2 separate regions of the Homo sapiens genome follow, and region 2 is linked to region 1. Evidence: read pairs that join two places in POLR2A ChIA-PET (ENCODE). Cell type or tissue: HepG2. All regions are shown on one strand. Each heading gives the region's core, and the rest is flanking DNA. Links, peaks and the distances in the headings are about the cores only.

Region 1 (8,757 bases), core at 559-8,558:
TTGTGTGTGACATAAATTAAACAGAAACTAAAAGCTCATAGCACAATCTCTAGCAGCTTAGCAGACTACAGTAATCATTACTTTGTAACACATTTCAGAACATAAGCAAAAAATCTAGCTGGCAAATCATAAAAGATTCCATCTAGGTAAGATAAAATATCAGTTCAAGTTACCTAAAGATAACCACAAGAAGATAGTCCTTGGTGGAAGTAGTTACTGGTTTTGCAAGATCTGCAATAATAAGTTAGACTCTGGCCTAAGAAATATATGTAATGTTTTTCCTTATTCTTCAATTGTCAGCCTTTTAAAAATATATAATTTTTTCCGATTATAAAAATAATAAACTTCCATTGAGTAAAAAAATGAGGAAAATACTGAACAGATTAAATAAGGCTGACTTTAAGATCCACCACTGAGAAATAACTACTGTTAACATTTTACTGTCCATATACAAATGTATTCCTAAATACATTTTATCTCATAGGCTTGCAGTTCTCACCTGTTTCCTCCATTGTTGTTATTTAGGCCATTTTCAACATTTAAACATTATGAGTAATGCTTCAGAGAACATCTTAATGATGATTATTTTGTGTAAACCTTTGTCTGCACTGCTGATGATTTCTTTAAACTAGGTCCTTTAATGTTAAAAATTTTAAATTACAAAGGCAACCCCCCTTAAATAATGTTTTTAACATGGCAGTGTTAACCTAAAGCTGAAAAGACAGACAGAATTACAATTTGGTTGGGGAATTTACCCATGGTGATGGTATCCTAACTCAGGTTTTAGCTTACTTGACTACTTGCAAGTATATTTTTAGAAAGTTGTATTCAAAGCATATTTCCCATTTTCTATTTGGAAATGTTTGCTTAACATTATTTCATAACCATTTTTCCATATTTTTGTACTTATTTATTTCAATTTTTGTTTCATTTTATTTTTGTAGAAACAGGGTCTCACTATGTTGCTCAGGCTGGTCTCAAACTCCTAGGCTCAAGCGATCCTCCTGCCTTGGCCTCCCAAAGTGCTCAGATTACAAGTGTGAGCCACCAGGCCCAATCTATTTTTTTTATTTGTTTATTTTTGAGATAGGGTGTCGCTCCGTTGCCCAGGCTGGAATACTGTGGCATGATCATAGCTCACCGTAACCTCCAGCTCCTGGGCTCAAGTGGTCCTTCCACCTCAGCTTCCTAAGCAGCCAGGGCCACAGGTGCGTGCCACCACTTGTGGCTAATTTTTAAATTTTTCATGGAGGCAGGATCTCACTATGTTGCTCAGGCTGGTCTCAACTCCTGGCCTCAAGCAATGCTCCTGACTCAGCCTCCCAAAGTGCTGAGACTACAAGTGTGAGCCACTACGCCTTGCTGTGTTTTTGTGTTTAGTAGTTATTACTACATGTTAGTAGTTTAGTAGTAACTACTACACTTTCCCTGGCATTGAGCATTGAAGTTGTTTCCACCTTTTTATAATCACATATAATGTGTTATACAGAATATCTCCTTCTCTCTCAGCCTCTTAAGAGAACAATTCTAAATAAGTGGTTTGTGAAAAGTTTGAACTTTAAAAAATTCTAACAGAGAACTGTCCATTTCCCTTCTTAGGATCCTCTAAAAGTATCTTTTTTTTTTTTTTTTTTTTTTTTTTTTCAGATGGAGTCTCACTCTGTCGCCTAGGCTGGAGTGCAGTGGTGCAGTCTCAGCTCACTGCAACCTCCGCCTCCTGGGTTCAAGTGATTCTCCTGCCTCAGCCTCCTGAGTACCTGGGATTACAGGTGCACACCACCACGCCCAGCTGATTTTGGTATTTTTAGTAGAGATAGGGTTTCACCATGTTGGTCAGGCTGGTCTTGAACCCCTGACCTTGAGATCTGCCCATCTCGGCCTCCCAAAGTGCTGGGATTACAGGCGTGAGCCACCGTGCCTGGCCTAAAAGTATCTTTAAAAAACAGATTTAGCTGGATGTGGTGGCTCATTCCTGTAATCCCAGCACTTTGGGAGGCCTAAGTGGGAAGATTGCTTGAGGCCAGAAGTTTGAGACCAGCCTGGGCAGCATAGTGAGACCCCATCTATACAAAACATATGAAAATTTACCCGGGTGCAGTGGCTTGCACCTGTACTCCCAACTACTCGGGAAGCTGAGGCAAGTTCAAGCCCAGGAGTTCAAGGCTACAGTGAGCCATGATTGCGCTACTGCATTCCAGCCTGGGTGACACAGTGAATGAGATCCTGTCTCCAAACAAACAAAAAATGAACTTTATTTAGATATATTTTACATATGATGAAGTATTTTTTTGATGTAGTAGTTTTTCTCACCTTCTTTTTAGTCTTCTCTTTATCCATTTTTCTTTCTGATGAAGAATTCCCTGTGAGTAGGACCCAGAACATAGGCCTTTGTCATTTCAACCCTTCGTTCTCTGAATAGGCTGTTTATTGGCAACATTAACTGGAAACATTTTATGTACAGCATTGGAGTCTCACTCTGTCGCCTCAGCTCACTGCAACCTCCGCCTCCTGGGTTCAAGTGATGTGCACTGTATGAACTGTGAGAGCAAGCATATCATTATAACATTGGACAATGAGCCAAGACAGTTCTGATGGACTTTTGAAGAGGGATTTTTCAAAAAGCATTTAACTCATCATATTAATAAAATAAATCCTATGATTTATGGGAAATTCTGTTGGATCAACTTTGGAAACTGTTTACTATAAAGGTAGCATGCGTAGGCATGAATCTTGATAAGACAAGATTCTGATCCGGGGTTCTGAGTGGGTCCTTATATTCTGCAGAGCTGAACCAGGTGGAATAGGAGGAGAGTTTGGGTAACAGTCAAACACAACATCCAAAATTATGTTGAATGTAGTGGTGAGAGCTATTCCCTTTAAAACTCTCTCTTGGTTCTTCTGACTGTGTCAAGAATACTGTATTTGTTTGGTACTGGTCTGGTTTTTTTTTTTTTTTTTTTGAAATGGAGTCTCAGTCACCCAGGCTGGAGTGCAGTGGCACGATCTCAGCTCACTGCAACCTCTGCCTCCTGGGTTCAAGCAGTTCTCTGCCTCAGCCTCCTGAGTAGCTGGGATTACAGGTGCCTGCCACCATGCCCGGCTAATTTTTGTATTTTTAGTAAAGACGGGGTTTCACCATCTTAGCCATGCTGGTCTTGAACACCTGACCTTGTGATCCACCTGCCTTGGCCTCCCAAAGGGCTGGGACTACAGGCGGGAGCCACCATGCTCGGCCACTAGTCTATTTCTTAACACTTATTAAGCTCCCTTTCAAACCAATGGTGATCAAGCTTAAGGCCTCAGATAAGCTACAGTATTTAGCTAGAATTTAGTAACATTGTTGTCTGTTCTTATATTTATTTTCACAGTTACTTTCTATTTATAACAAGTGATACTGATTTTCCATTCATGGTGGTTATATAAAGTTTCTTTTTAAAATAAACTTTGTGTTAAGCAAAGTAGATTTAAAGAAAAAACGTTAAGTAAATAATAGTACAGGTGATGATAGACATGGCGAAAATTGTCCAGAAACAATCGGATTATTGACATTTAGGACATGCTGGTGTGGAAGAAAGGCCATGGACTTTGGAGCCAGATGGACCTGGTTTCAGCTTGCTTTGCCACTTATTAACTCAGTGTGCCATGTTACTTCCCTGTCTAAGTCTCTGTTTTTTTTCTCCTGCAAATTGGGTCAGGGCAGAGTTACCACTTGTGGGCCAGACGCTTGCTGCCTGTCTTCTTCTAGTCCTCACACGGCCCCAAGCAGCAGGTGTTAGTGATATTCCCATTTTACAGATGAGGAAATCAGCTCCGAGGGGTAAGAAACTTTCACAGAGCCTCAGAACTACGAATGATAGGCTGGGCACAGTGGCTCCCAGCACTTTAGGAGGCCGAGGCAGGTAGAACACCTGAGGTCAGGAATTCGAGACCAGCCTGGCCAACATAGTGAAACCCACGCTCTACTAAAAATACAAAAGTTAGCCGTGCGTGGTGGCAGGCGCCTGTAATCCCAGCTGCTTGGGAAGCTGAGGCAGGAGAATCCCTTGAACCTGGGAGGTGGAAGTTGCAGTGAGCCGAGATCACGCCACTACACTGCAGCCTGGGTGACAGCAAGACTCCATCTCAAAAACAAACAAACAAAACTAGGAATGATAGAGCTGGGTTTCAGTCCCAGGTGTGTCTGAATCTCTTTTTGGCTATTCAGGCTACCTCTGCCTGTTAAATACAGGTTTTGCTATGGCCCTCTGCCCATAGCATTATTCACAATAGCCAAGAGGTAGAAGCAGCCCAAATGTCCGTTAACAGATAAATGGATAAAGAATATGTGGTACAGGCCAGGCGCGATGGCTCACGCCTGTAATCCCAGCACTTTGGGAGGCCAAGGCGGAAGGATTGCTTGAACCCAGGAGTTCCAGACCAGCCTGGGCAATATAGTGAGACCTTGTTTCTATAACAAATAATAATAATAATAAATTAGCTCAGTATGGTGGCATGTACCTGTAGTCTCAGCTACTCAAAAGGCTGAGGTGGGAGGATTGCTTGAGCCTAGGAGTTCAAGGATGCAGTGAGCTGTGATTGCACCACTGCACTCCAGCCTGGGTGTCAGCAAGACTGTGTCTCAAAAAAAAAAAAAAGAAAATATATATAGTGCATACATGGAATGGAATATTATTCAGCCTTAAAAAAGAAGGAAGTTCTGACACATGCTTTAGTATTGATGAACCTTGAGGGCATTGTGCTGAGTGAAATAAGCCAGTCACAAAAGGACAAATACTGTTATGATTCCACTTATCCGAGGTAGCTAGAGTAGACAAAATCATGGAAACATGGTTACCAGGGGCTAAGGAGAGGGGGAAATGGGGAATTGTTCAGTGGTTATAAAGTTTCAGCTTTGCAAGATGAAAAAGTTCTAGAAATGTGTTATACAACAATGTGAATATAGTTAACACTACTGAACTATACACTTAAAATGATTAAGAGGGTAAATTTTATATTATGTGGGGTTTTTTACTGTAATTTTAAAAAAATTTTAAATGATAAGCCATTGGTTAGAGGGTGATTTTTTTTTCATTTGGAAAATCCCAATTATGCATAAAACTAGAATAATGTAATGAATCATGAACCCATTACCCACCTCCAGCAGTTCTCAGCACTTGGCAATCCTATTTTACCTATAACCTTCCATGCACCCCACCCCTGAAAAAGATCCCAGATGGCATATAACTTTATCTGAAAATATTCTTGTTTACCTCTAGAGGATAAGAACTTTCTTTTTAAAATAATAACATTTTTTTACACGTAAAAATAATTTCTTACATTGTCTCATATCCAGTGTTCCAATTTCCTTGATTGTCTTATACATTTTTTTTTTTTTTTTGAGACAGAGTCTCGCTCTGTCACCCGGGCTGGAGTGCAGTGGTGCGATCTAGGCCCACTGCAATCTCTGCCTCCCGGGTTCAAGCAATTCTCCTGCCTCAGCCTCCCAAGTAGCTGGGATTACAGACATGCATGCACCACACCCAACTAATTTTTATATTTTTAGTAGAGACAGGGTTTCACCATGTTAGCTAGGCTGGTCTTGAACTCCTGACCTCGAGTGATGCACCCTCCTCGGCCTCCCAAAGTGCTGGGATTACAGGTGTGAGCCACCGCGCCTCGCCTCATTTTTTTTTTCTTGAGACAGGGTCTCACTGTATCACCCAGGCTTGAGTGCAGTGGTGTAGTCAGAGCTCACTGCTGCCTCAAACTCTTAGGCGGCTCAAGCAAACTCCTGGGCTCAAGTGATCCTCCCAACTTAGCCTCCTGAGTAGCTGGGGCCACAGGCATATACCACCGCACCTGGCTAATTTTTAAAAATTTTTTTGTAGAGACAGGATCTTGCCATCTTGTCCAAGCTGGTCTTGAACTCCTAGGCTCAAGTGATCCTCCCACCTCAGCCTCCCAAAGTGCTGGGATTATGGGTGGTGAACCACCTAGCTTGGTCCTTGTACATTTCTTAACAGTTGGTTTGTTTGAATCAAGATCAAAAAAGGAGCTGGACGTAGTGGCTCACCATGGTGGCTGGTATTACATGATGGACCTGTAATACCAGCAGTTTGGGAGGCCTAAGTGGGAGAATCACATGAAGCCAAGAGTTTGAGACCAGCCTGTGCAACAAAGCAAGACCCCCCCCAACTTCTACAAACAATTTTAAAAATTAGTCCAGGCATGGTGGCTCATGCCTGTAATCCTAGCACTTTGGGAGGCTGAGGTGGGTGGATCACTTGAGGTCAGGTGTTTGAGACCAGCCTGGCCAACACGGTGAAACCTCGTCTCTACTAAAAATAGAAAAAAAAAAAAAAAAAAAAAAAGAAAAGTCGGGTCCAGTGGCGCACGCCTGTAGTCCCAGCTACTCTGGAGGCTGAGGTGGGACGATTGCTTGAGCGAGGAGTTCGAGGCTGCAGTAAGCTGAGATTCTGCCACTGCACTCCAGCCTGGGCAACAGAGCAAGACCTTGGCTCTTGAAAAACAACAGAATGTGAAGACCTTGACTCTTAAAAAACAATAGAATGTGTACAACAGTCCTACCTCTGGGAGTGGATCCTACCAACTACTCCCACTTACCCTAAAGGTATATATGTTCAGTATAGCCACTGCAGTACTGTTTGCAGTAGCAAATGACCAGAGACCATCAGAAGGTCCCTCAATAAGGGACTGACTGATCAAAGACATTTTTTGGCTGGGCGCAGTGGCTCATGACTGTAATCCCAGCACTTTGGGAGGCCAAGGCAGGCGGAACACCTGAGGTCAGGAGTTCAAGACCAGCCTGGCCAACATGGCAAAACCCCGTCTCTACAAAAAATAAAAAATTAGTTGGATGTGGTGGGGTGTGCTTATAGTCCCAGGTACTTGGGAGTCTGAGGTGGGAAGATTGCTTGACCCCAGGAGGTTGACGTTGCAGTGAGCTGTGATTGTGCCACTGCACTCCAGCCTGGGCAACTGAGACTCTGTCTCAAAATAAATGAGTGAATGAATGAATGAATGAAAGGAAGTAAGACAGAAAAGAAAGGAAAAAGAAGCAGCTAAGCATGGTGTCTGATGCCTGTAATCCCATACTTTGGGAGGCTGAGAGACGGAAGGATCACTTGAGCCAGGAGTTTGAGACCAGCCTGGGGACCAGCCTGGGCAACATAGTGAGACATTTGTCTCTACAAAAAATAAAAACAAAATTAGGTTTGGTGGCATGTACCTGTAGTCCCAGCTACTGAGGAGGTTGAGGTGGGAAGACTACCTGAGCCCAGGAGGTTGAGGCTATGGCGAGCCAACATCATGCCACTGCACTCCAGCCTGGAGTGCAGAGCAAGAGTCTGTCTCAAAAAAACAAACAAAGAAAACAACACAAAATGAGTTGGGGGGCGGGGAGAAGGAGTTCTCCAAGATTTATATAGGAAGAAGTACAGTGGTATATAGTATACTGCTACTTGAGTTAAAAAGGTTTAAAAGCAAAAGATGAAGATGAAGGAGCAATGCAGATATGTTAGGAAGATTTACATGTTCACTGTACACTCTGTACAGCTTGAATTGCGTTAATCTTTGCATAGACATACACATGTATATATGCGTATATATCAGGTGTTTTAAAAATATATGGGTTTATATATGGGTTTTAAAATAAGACAAATCTGGTTTTGAATCCTGACTCTTCCACTTAATTGTCGTGTAACCTTGGGCAAATTAATTTCCCTGAGTCTCTGATCCTTATTCTTTAAATGAGGCTAATGCCTGCCTTCCTCCCAAGGTGATTTTGAGGATTAAAAGAGGACTCACATTAAGCTCTTGGTATACTGTGAGTTGTGACTATTGAATACAATAAAACCCAAGAACTGCATTGATTCTGAATAGTAGGTGTTGTCCAACAGACTTGAATATATTTTTGAATGTATTTTATGTTTTACAATTGAATGCCAAAAAGAGTTTCTTTTCTTCTTTCCCTGCCTAAATAAATGCTTTGTTTGCCTCTTTGTGTCATCAAATGACAGAGAGTACATGGCGCCAGTTTGAATTCAGGGCAGGCATTTATTGTCCTTGTTACTTGACTGTGACGTTTTTAGGTTTCTTTCCGGAGAACTAGCGTGTCTTCTTCAGACATTTAAGCTGAAATCAAAGTTCTGGACTTTTCTCCAAAGAAAACATTGCTTTATTGCTTCCCCCACCTTAATTATAAAAATCAAAATACATGCACCCATCAAAAAATACAAAGAAAGCAAAAAAATAGCCTGCAGGCGCACCACCCTAGAGGTCAATATTACCTGCATTTCATGAGTATTTATTAGTACTTTTCAATGTTAAAAGCTAAGCATTTAACATTCATTAGTTTATTTAATCCTCAGAACAGTTCTTTAAGGGAGATATTGCTATTAACCATACTTGGTGGAAGAAGAAACTGTGACTTAGTTTCTTGAGATTTTATAGCTAGTAAATGGCAGAGCAGAAATTCAAAGCCAGACCTGCTGAACACCTCAGCTCATGCTTTTAACAATGTCTTTACTCTGTGTTCCCCAAATCTGCATCTGCACATGTGCCTGTACACATAAACATTAACTGTATCATAGTAATTCTGTTTAGTAGCCTTTTTCTTCACTCAGCAATATGTCTTGAATATTGCCCATATCTAAATACCTAGAGGTTTGTTGCCATTTTTAATGACTTCATAGTTTCCCATTGTAGAGATGTGCCATAATCTAACCACTCCCTTATTGATGAGCATTTAAGTGCTTA
Region 2 (8,757 bases), core at 399-8,398, 55 kb before region 1:
TACTAGAATGTTCTTGGTCAGTGCTTACTATATCAGTGAAGAGTAATACTCAGGCAATGAGTGAGTACGTATTGATAAAATGACTGAATTAGTATTAAGCATTCCATAGGACTTTGTAGGATGAGTGAAAACCGTAAATGCTGTGCAGGCCTTAAGAGGCAGACACTGGGTACCGCTGGCTTTATATCAAGGGCCTCCCCTTCTCTTTCACCCCAGACACAGGAAGCTCCAGTGCAGAGAGGAAGTGCTAAGTCAGCACATTCTAATCTCCTCCCCACCTACTGAACAGAAAATCAGAGCTGGGGCTGGGCACAGTGGCTCATGCCTGTAATCCCAGGCCAAGGCAGGAGAATTGCTTGAGGCCAGAAGTTCGAGACCAGCCTGGCCTAACATAGCGAGACCCCCATCTCTATTTAAAAAAAAGAAAGAAAGAAAGAAAGAAAAGCAGAAGAAAAATATAATTAAGAGAAAATCAGAGCTGAGAGATCTCAGGGGTTGTCTAACCCAACCCCTCTATTTTATAGCTGAGGAAACCAAAATTCCAAGAAAGGATAGAGTTTACCCAAGCAGTCCCAGAGCTAATTATAATGGGCATGACACAGAGTGGGTAAGTTTCAGAATGTGAGTGGAATTGTTTGGGGGATTTTGGCCATGATTAAACTGGTATTATTTCTTTGCTACAATCCAGATAGCAAGATGATGATTTTTGTTACATCAGAAATCTCTGTGGAACAGCAAAGCACTTTCAGCCCCAACTCTGCCCACATTCCCCCCACCTACCTACAACCCCCAACTACCTCTATACTAAGCTGAAGCATTTGGAGAGTCCCAGGGAGTTTTTTTGTGAGTTTTTGGAGTCAGTGTATCTGTTACACCTTGAACCTCTTGCCATTTTCTATTTCCTGTCCCTATGCCAGTCTTCTCATCCCTCCCCACCCCTCAACTCCCTTCTCCATGGGTTCAGAGGCCACCTTTATCCTGAACTAAGCCTTCCTCCTCCATTAAGCTGGTCCAGTGCTGAGTAAGGGTACCAGTAAATAAGATGTGGTCCCGCTCTCCAGGGCTCACATTCTAGACCCAGGAAAAGAGACTGCAGAGAGCTATAACGTGGGCCACAAGGTGGATTCAGGAGCTTGCTAGAGAGATGGGCAGGTCCATTCATTCACCTGTCCACTCACCAGATTTTTACTGGGGCAGGCTCTGTGCTGGGCCTGGCCAGCAGTGGAGAGCAAACCAACACAGCTCTAGCCCCAGTCAGGGGCAGGAGATGATGCTAATCAGAGAATCACTAAGGAGTGGAAACTATAAGCAGAGATGTGTGCTCCAAAGTAGAGCAGCAGGGTTCTGTGAGAGTGAAGAGCAGAGGATGCTGGCCTAGGCTAGAGGGCCAGGGAGCGCTTCCCCAAGGAGGCACCACTGAAGCCGAGATGCGAAGGAGAACTAGGAGCTAACCAGGTAAAGGGAGGTACACCCCAAACAGCACAGCACGCACAAAGGTCCTGAGGAGGGCGGGAGCCTGGGTAGGGGCTGGATGATGGGGGTGGGATAAGAAGAGGCCCAGCGAGGACCTTGTAGGCCACGTTCACAATTTGTCACCCTTATCTGAAGGGCAATAGGGCATCATTAAAGGGTGTTCCACTTGGAGGGCGGGAAGGACAGGTGTGAGGTTATCTCGAAAAGTTTCTTCTGGCTGCTCTGTGGTGAGCAGACCAGGAGAGGCAGTGAGGGGACCAGGGAGAGGCTGTTGCAGTCCATCAGGCAAGAGATTGTGATGATTGGGCCCAAGGAGTGGCCCTCCCTCAAGAGAAGGGCTCACCTTTGGGGAATATCTCAGGGGTAGATTGGACGGACCTTGGGCTTGGATTTGGGGTACATGGGAGATGGAGGCATCCAGCCCAGAATTGGAAGGTGTGGAGCTCTCTGTTCCCCTCTCTGGTTTGGTGGGGAAGTCCACCAGGCCAGGGCTTTAGGAAAAATAGAATTTGAGCTTAGCCTTAAGAGTCTGGTCAGGCCAAGCACAGTGGCTCACACCTGTAATCCCAGCTATTTGGGAGGCTGAGGCAGGAGGATCACTTGAATCTCAGAGTTCAAGACCAGCCTGAGCAACATAGCAAGACTCCTCCTCTAAAAAAATTGTTTTAAATTAACCACGTGTGGTGGTGCACACTTGTAGTCCCAGCTACTTGGGAGGCTGAGGTGGGAGATTGCTTGAGCCTGGGAGGTTAAGACCCACCTGGGCAGTATAGCAAAAGCCCATCTCAAAAAATTAATAAAATAAAAGAGTCTGGTCGGTATTTTAATGGGTGTTGAAGCAGCATTCCAGGCAGAGGGAACAGCACAAGTGAAGACATGAAGGTGTGAATGGTGTGTTTGGAGCTGAGGCTCCTGGAGCCCGGAAGGGTGGGGTGGGCCTAGGCAGCAGCTGGGCAATGCTTCCCTCAGACACTGAACCACATCTTCCTCTTCTCTGCCCCTCCTTTTGTGTCTGTAACTGCAGCTCAGGGAATAAGGTTGGGGGTGTGGATGGCAGGCCTTGGCCTGTAGCCACCCCAGCTTATATGCTCTGTGCTTCTTCCTGCAGGTGAAGGTGGTGAGCCTGAAGCCTGAGGTGGCCCAGGTCGACCTGTACATCCTCGGCCAAGCCGACCACTTTATTGGCAACTGTGTCTCCTCCTTCACTGCCTTTGTGAAGCGGGAGCGGGACCTCCAGGGGAGGCCGTCTTCTTTCTTCGGCATGGACAGGCCCCCTAAGCTGCGGGACGAGTTCTGATTCTGGCCGGAGCACCAGACCCTCTGATCCTGGAGGGACCAGAGTCTGAGCTGGTCCTTCCAGCCAGGCCTGGCAGCCAGAGGTGCTCCGGGATTGCAAACTCCTCTTCTCACCTGCCAAAGATGGAGAAGAGTGCCAGGGACCCCTCAAGGAGGGAGACGCTCCATATCCCAGGGCATAGGACTTGCAGGTTCCTAGGAGCAGGAGCATCTCCCATCGCACGTGCTTTCTGCTCTTCTGGGAATTTCTCACACTGGCAAAGCAGTCCAGCCTCCGTCTTCTGGTCCACTCTGCTCTGAGCAGCCTGGGATGCTGAACTCTTCAGAGAGATTTTTTTATAGAGAGATTTCTATAATTTTGATACAAGGTCATGACTATCCTAGAACTCTCTGTGGTTTTTGAAAATCATTGAATTCTATTAATGTAGGTACCTAAAGTGACCTTAACTGAATGTGGATGAGGCTGGGGCTGGTGTGGGTCTTTTGGCTGCTTTTCAAGGTGTCCCCCAATGTGGCCCTCAAGAGCCATCCCCACTGCCTGGCCAGAGCCATTGTTGTCCCCTACTTCCTAGGCCATTTCTGGGGCTTGGGGGATGAATGCTGTCCTGTGCTGTAAACACTATGCAAATGGAAGTTATCGGTTGTGGTGCTGTGCAGCGCTCTGTGGGCGACTAAGTGCCACTCACGCAGCATGTTCCTGGCAAGGAGCACATACCATCAAGCCACACTATCATGGTATTGTTCTCACAGTCTTTTGGTGGTTGATGGCCACTGCAAACCTGGCACCATCAGATCTCTTCTGATCTCTTGCCCCAGTGGGGCCTGGTTGGTAGAATGTTGGCATTCGGTTGATATCCAAAGCCTGTTCTCCCAGCCGTCCTCCTGCAGCTGGAGCCTTCAGGCCGTATTCTCACGAGGGAACGTTTGCCAAGGCTCTGACCTCACAGAAGATGCCCAGGGCCCAGAAGCCATCAGAATTATCAGTGGAGAAGCACCTTTTGACTCTTCCCTTCCAATGTAATCTCTGCCAACACCATGAGGCTTAAGGTGCTCTAAGTCATGAGTGTTTTGGTCTCAAATGCTGCAGTTTTAATAATCTGTGACTCCTGAGAGCCCATGGTTTTTTGACCTTGTGGTTCTAAAATTCCTTGTCTGACCCCTGTAGATCTTTTCCTTGCCATGTCACCTCCCTTGGCCTTTGATCCTGGAAAGGTGGCAGAGCCTCCACTGAGCCAGGCCCAGAGCTCCTTGCAGTGCCTTCTTCCTTGTTTACCTGTGGGAGGAAACACTTTTTTTGTCAGGGGCAGCCTGGTTCAGAGCTCAGAGGTCACACTGTATCAAAGATCTCAAACAGCAAAGTCAGCATTTGCTGTATAGAGCTGCCACCCAACTCTAAGCAGGAGAAACTGTACAGAAAGGGCTTTGCTATTTTTCCCTTTTGGGAAAACAATGAAGTGTTTTAAGTCCTGGGTGGACTGAGAGATGGTTTGCCTGTCCAGACTTGCTCTCAAGCCTCATCCAGAGAAGGAGCTGCAGATGAGGGAGCCCGTACACTCCCTGCCACCACTAGGTTGTAAGCCTGTAGCTGGCTGGCTGATTTCATTTTGGAATTCATTTGCCATCCACAGCCTTACACTAGGCACACACTTTAGAGTCTGGGGCTCCAGTGGGGCCCGCCTAATTTTTTTTCCCCCCAAGACAGGGCCTTGCTCTGTCTCCCAGGCTGGAGTGCAGTGGCATGATCATGGCTTACTGCAGCCTTGATCTCCCAGGCTCAAGCGATCCTTCTGCCTCAGCCTCTCTGGTAGCTGAGACTGCATGCCCAGCTCCAAATCACCTTGATTCATATCAGCAGTAATAATCACTTGTGTTCTGAAAGAAAGGGCACCAGAAGTTCTAGCAAAATTCAGTTGTGTTCTGTGAGCTAGCACTTTTTCCTCTGACCCAATTTTCTTACCTATAAAATGGTGATAAAAACCGACAGGTTGTTCAAAGGCCCAGATCAGCTAAAGCATGTATATAAGAGCACGTTGTAAACTTGAAAGAGACAAAGGCACAAATGTGGCTGTTGATTAATTTGACTGCTTCTCGTTGCTCGTCACCTCCATGCCAGGCACTGTGCTTGCTAATTGCTTTATGGGGGCATTCTCTTATTTATTCCCCAGCCCTGGGAAATAGGAGCTGTCATTATCCTTCTCTTTCTGCACAAGGAAAAATTAATGCCCTGAGAATTGTCATAATTTTCCCAAGGCTGCCCAGCTGGTGGTGTTAAGCCAGAATTTGACCTCCCAGAGCCAGTTTCCATTAGCTGCCATGCTCTGCTGCCTCTAATTCACAGAATGCACTTTCTACCCTGTGTGCCATGGAGACCTCCTATGGAAAAATGATCAGCCACCTTACCTTCTACTGGGTACCTGCTGTGAGTCTGCCTATGCCAGAAGGATTAAGGAGGGGAGGTTACCCAAGAAACAAAGCCTACATGCCGCTTACAGCCCCCGTTGGATGGTTGCTCAGTACAACAGTCTTGCATTCAGCAGGTGTTTGTTCATCACCTACTATGTGTCAGGCTCTATGCTAGGTACTGGGGATACAGGAGAGAATCAAGCGTAAAGTCTTTGTTCTCAAGGAATTTGCATTCTAGAAAGTAGAAGATGTAATAAATGTACTGTGGGACATGTTAATAAGTGCTATAAAGAAATATAAAGGGTTTGGGAGCAAAAAGAGGGAGTGGATCTATTTTAGATGAGCCCAGGTAAGACCTCTCTGAAGAGCTGTCATGAAGGAGGGAGGGAGCACATTCCTGGCAGAGAAAACAGCACGTGCAAAGGCCCCGAGACTGGAGTGTGTTCCTGAAGAGCAGCCAGGAGGCCAGCATGGCTGGAGAGGCAGGCATAGGCAGGGAACCGAGCAGCAGGTCAGAGCAGGCGAGCTGACATTCTGCAGCCTGGACGGCCATGGCAGGAAGCTTTTAGTTGGAGAGATACAGGAAGCCTCCTAGGGTTCTGAGCAGAAGAGGGGCATGAGCTGATTCACATTCTGAAGGACCTCTCTAGCTGGCCAGTGCTGAGGAGGTTGGAGAGAGAAAGGGTGAAAGCAGAGAGACCAGTGCAGGGCTGTTAACAGGGTTGCAGGCGAGAGACTGGGGTGCTGGGCTCCCCTAGACTAGGACTCCAGTGCCCTCCTCTCCCAAGAGACAAAGGCCATTGCATTGAAGGAGGTGGGAAATGATTAGATTCTGAACATATGTAATTATTTTTCAGTCTTTTTCAAAGATACAAATATTTACATAGTTTTAATCATGTAATATATACAATTTAATGTCCTAGTGTTTTACTTAATAGTGTATCATGTTTTCCCTGTTGGTATGTAGCCTGGATAAATGCTCTTAATTATAAAAAATTCTGTCGAGGAGTGTTCCATAGTTTATTGTTTTCCTATTATGAGAATTTAGGCCAAGTGTGGTGGCTCATGCCTGTAATCCCAGCACTTTGCGAGGCCGAGGTGGGCAGATCACTTGAGGTGAGGAGTTCAAGACCAGCCTGGCCAACATGGTGAATTATCTCTACTAAAAATACAAAAAAATAATAATAATAGCCAGGCGTGGTGGCACATGCCTGTATTCCCAGCTGCTTGGGAGGCTGAGGCAGGAGAATGGCTTGAACCTGGGAGGTGGAGGTTGCAGTGAGCCGAGATGGTGCCACTGCATTCCAGCCTGGGCAACAGAGCGAGACTCCATCTCAAAAAAAAGGAGACTTCATGTGCCCCCAATTTTTCACTATTGTTATTTGAAAAAATATTTTTATTTGTAAGAGTTTTTCTTTATTTAAAATGTTCATTAATAAAGTTGTTGGACGGGAAGCAAAAAAAAAAAGTTGTTTAAGATAAATTCCCAGAAGTGAATTTGTTAGATCAAACACTTAAAACTTTTTGTTATGGAAGAATTCAAATATAAATAAAAAATTGTGAGTAATAAAATGAACTCACAGTTTCAACAATGACCCACATTTTACCAGTCTAGTTGCATTGACTCTCCCACACCCAAGTCTGTTTGCTAGAGTCTTCAAGAAAACCTAAATGTGTTTTGAAAGAAGAGCCAACAGGATTTGCTGACATGCTGAATGTGGACTGGGAAGGAAAGAGGAGCCCAGGGTGCTCCAAGATTTAGGGCCCAGGCACCAGGGAGTTGTCCCTGACTTGCAGAGTGACCTTGAAGCAAATCCCTTCACCTCCGCATTCCTCACCTCAGCATTACAGGTGCTAATGGTCTAGGCAGTGCTTCCCAAAGGGTGGTCTTCAGAGGTTCCTTCCAGGGCTGGTTGATATGGCAGATTCCCAGGAGCCACCCTGAACCTGAGAATCAGAATGTCTCGGGGGTAGTGCCCAGGAATCTGCCTTTTCACAAGCACCTGCAAGTGATTTGGATGCCCAGTGGCCCAAGACCTGAAACTGTGGTCGTCAGACCAGCGGCATCAGCATCACCTGGGGGAACTTGCTAGAAATGCAGAATCCCAGGCCCCCGCCCAGAACCACTGAGTCAGGATCTCTGGGGACGCAGCCCAGGAATCTCTTAAGCTCTCTTGGGGCTAAAACTTGAGCAACACTGATCTGAAGGAAGTGGGGATCTCACTGTGTGGTCATTCAGCCCACGGTAATGGAAGACCTCTGCAGCCCCTCCCTGGCAAGCCTCACGGGTTCCACCAGGCATGGTCAACAAGGTGGCTTTAGGAACTGCCTGCTGCCCAGTTTGTACTGACCTACATCTCCTATTGTATATTTGTAGGGGCTTTACAACCAGATGATCAAATCTCATTGTTTTACGGTCAGCCCAAATTTATATATAAGAAAAGGAAGGGAAGCCTGGGCGCAGTGGCTCACTCCCATCATCCTAGCATTTTGGGAGGTTGACACAGGCCAATCGCTTGAGCCCAGGAGTTCGAGACCAGTCTGGGTAACATAGGGAAACCCCGTCTCTACAAAAAAATGCAAAAATTAGCCAGGCATGTGGCATGCATCTGTAGTCCCAGCTACTCGGGAGGCTGAGGTGGGAGGATCACTTGAGCCCAGGAGGAGGTCGAGGCTACAGTGAGCTGTGATGGCACCACTGCACTCCAGCCTGGACATTGGAGTGGGACCCTGTCTCAAAAGAGAGGAAAAAAAAAAGGGAATTCAATTTTTCAAAATTAAAAGGGAATTCCATTTTTCAAAATCTGCATCTGATTGGATAGAGAAATGGAGAAGCTGGTGTTCAAAGGAACCAAAGCTGGAAACACTGTCCTGAAACATTGTAGATCTCCAGACATTTGGAAGGGAGGGGAGAGAGAATAAGAAAATAAAGAAGAAAGAGGAGAAAGGACAGAGGGAGGAAGAAAGAGTTGAGTTCTCATTTCTATTTTCTGTTCAAAGAAGCTCAGCAAATAATCTATTAATAGTAACTACAACAAAAATAATAATAAGCTTTCACTGGCCTGAAAATAAAGATCCTTCCTCTCCTCAGTTCTCCTTCTGTCCTTAGTGGAATTGACAGAAAAAACCCATAGCCTGAAGGCAAATCCTGCACTCTGGATTATGTTGTCAAAGTGAATTCAAATTCTTGCTTGAAACCTGGTTTATTTCAGGGTTGAGACCTTTCCCTTGAAATAACATTATTTAAGGGCAAGCAGGTTTGGTTTGTTTTTACATCTAATCCTTTATTGATCATCAGCCCAGGATGCCAAGCATAACCAGGTAAACAGTGAGAATGGAAGAAACAGAAGGCATTTCCCAGAAACCCCATTCCTCAAGTGCAGTGACTCAGAACAATGCCCACCTGGGGGCAGCACCCCGGGGAGGATACCCCACCCCTCTGAAAAATCCACCTTTGCAAAAAAATTGGCAACACATTGATCCATTTGATATTCATCTCCTCCAGTGTGGGGGATGTTTTCCCCTCTCTGACACTGCACAAGCTGGTTTAGGAGGTCCTGGGCAGGCACTGGCAGAAGGCAAGAA

What was found. ChIA-PET counts read pairs that join two places held together with the same protein. Peaks named below come from ENCODE experiments on the same cell type or tissue, not always from the same donor. Only the 100,000 strongest peaks of a DNase experiment are listed, where the experiment ranks them.
Region 2: POLR2A ChIA-PET joins it to region 1 with 12 read pairs; 13 of 35 experiments call an interaction of 5 or more read pairs at or near these places.

Annotation. Positions count from the first base shown.
Region 1 is chr20:32,286,257-32,295,013 of GRCh38, forward strand. All of the region lies in intron 1 of KIF3B (kinesin family member 3B), which reads left to right. Among named protein-coding and RNA genes, the nearest start is that of KIF3B, 13 kb to the left of the region's middle. In HepG2, for the core only: no CTCF peak of the experiment used is centred there; DNase peaks (open chromatin) are centred at 2,165 and 3,585; H3K4me3 peaks cover 693 bases.
Region 2 is chr20:32,231,892-32,240,648 of GRCh38, forward strand. It overlaps POFUT1 (protein O-fucosyltransferase 1), which reads left to right. Exons shown (of 7, transcript NM_015352.2): 7 at 2,582-6,767. The coding sequence ends at 2,770. It overlaps MIR1825 (microRNA 1825), which reads left to right and starts at 5,904; the gene lies at 5,904-5,956. In HepG2, for the core only: no CTCF peak of the experiment used is centred there; a DNase peak (open chromatin) is centred at 4,110.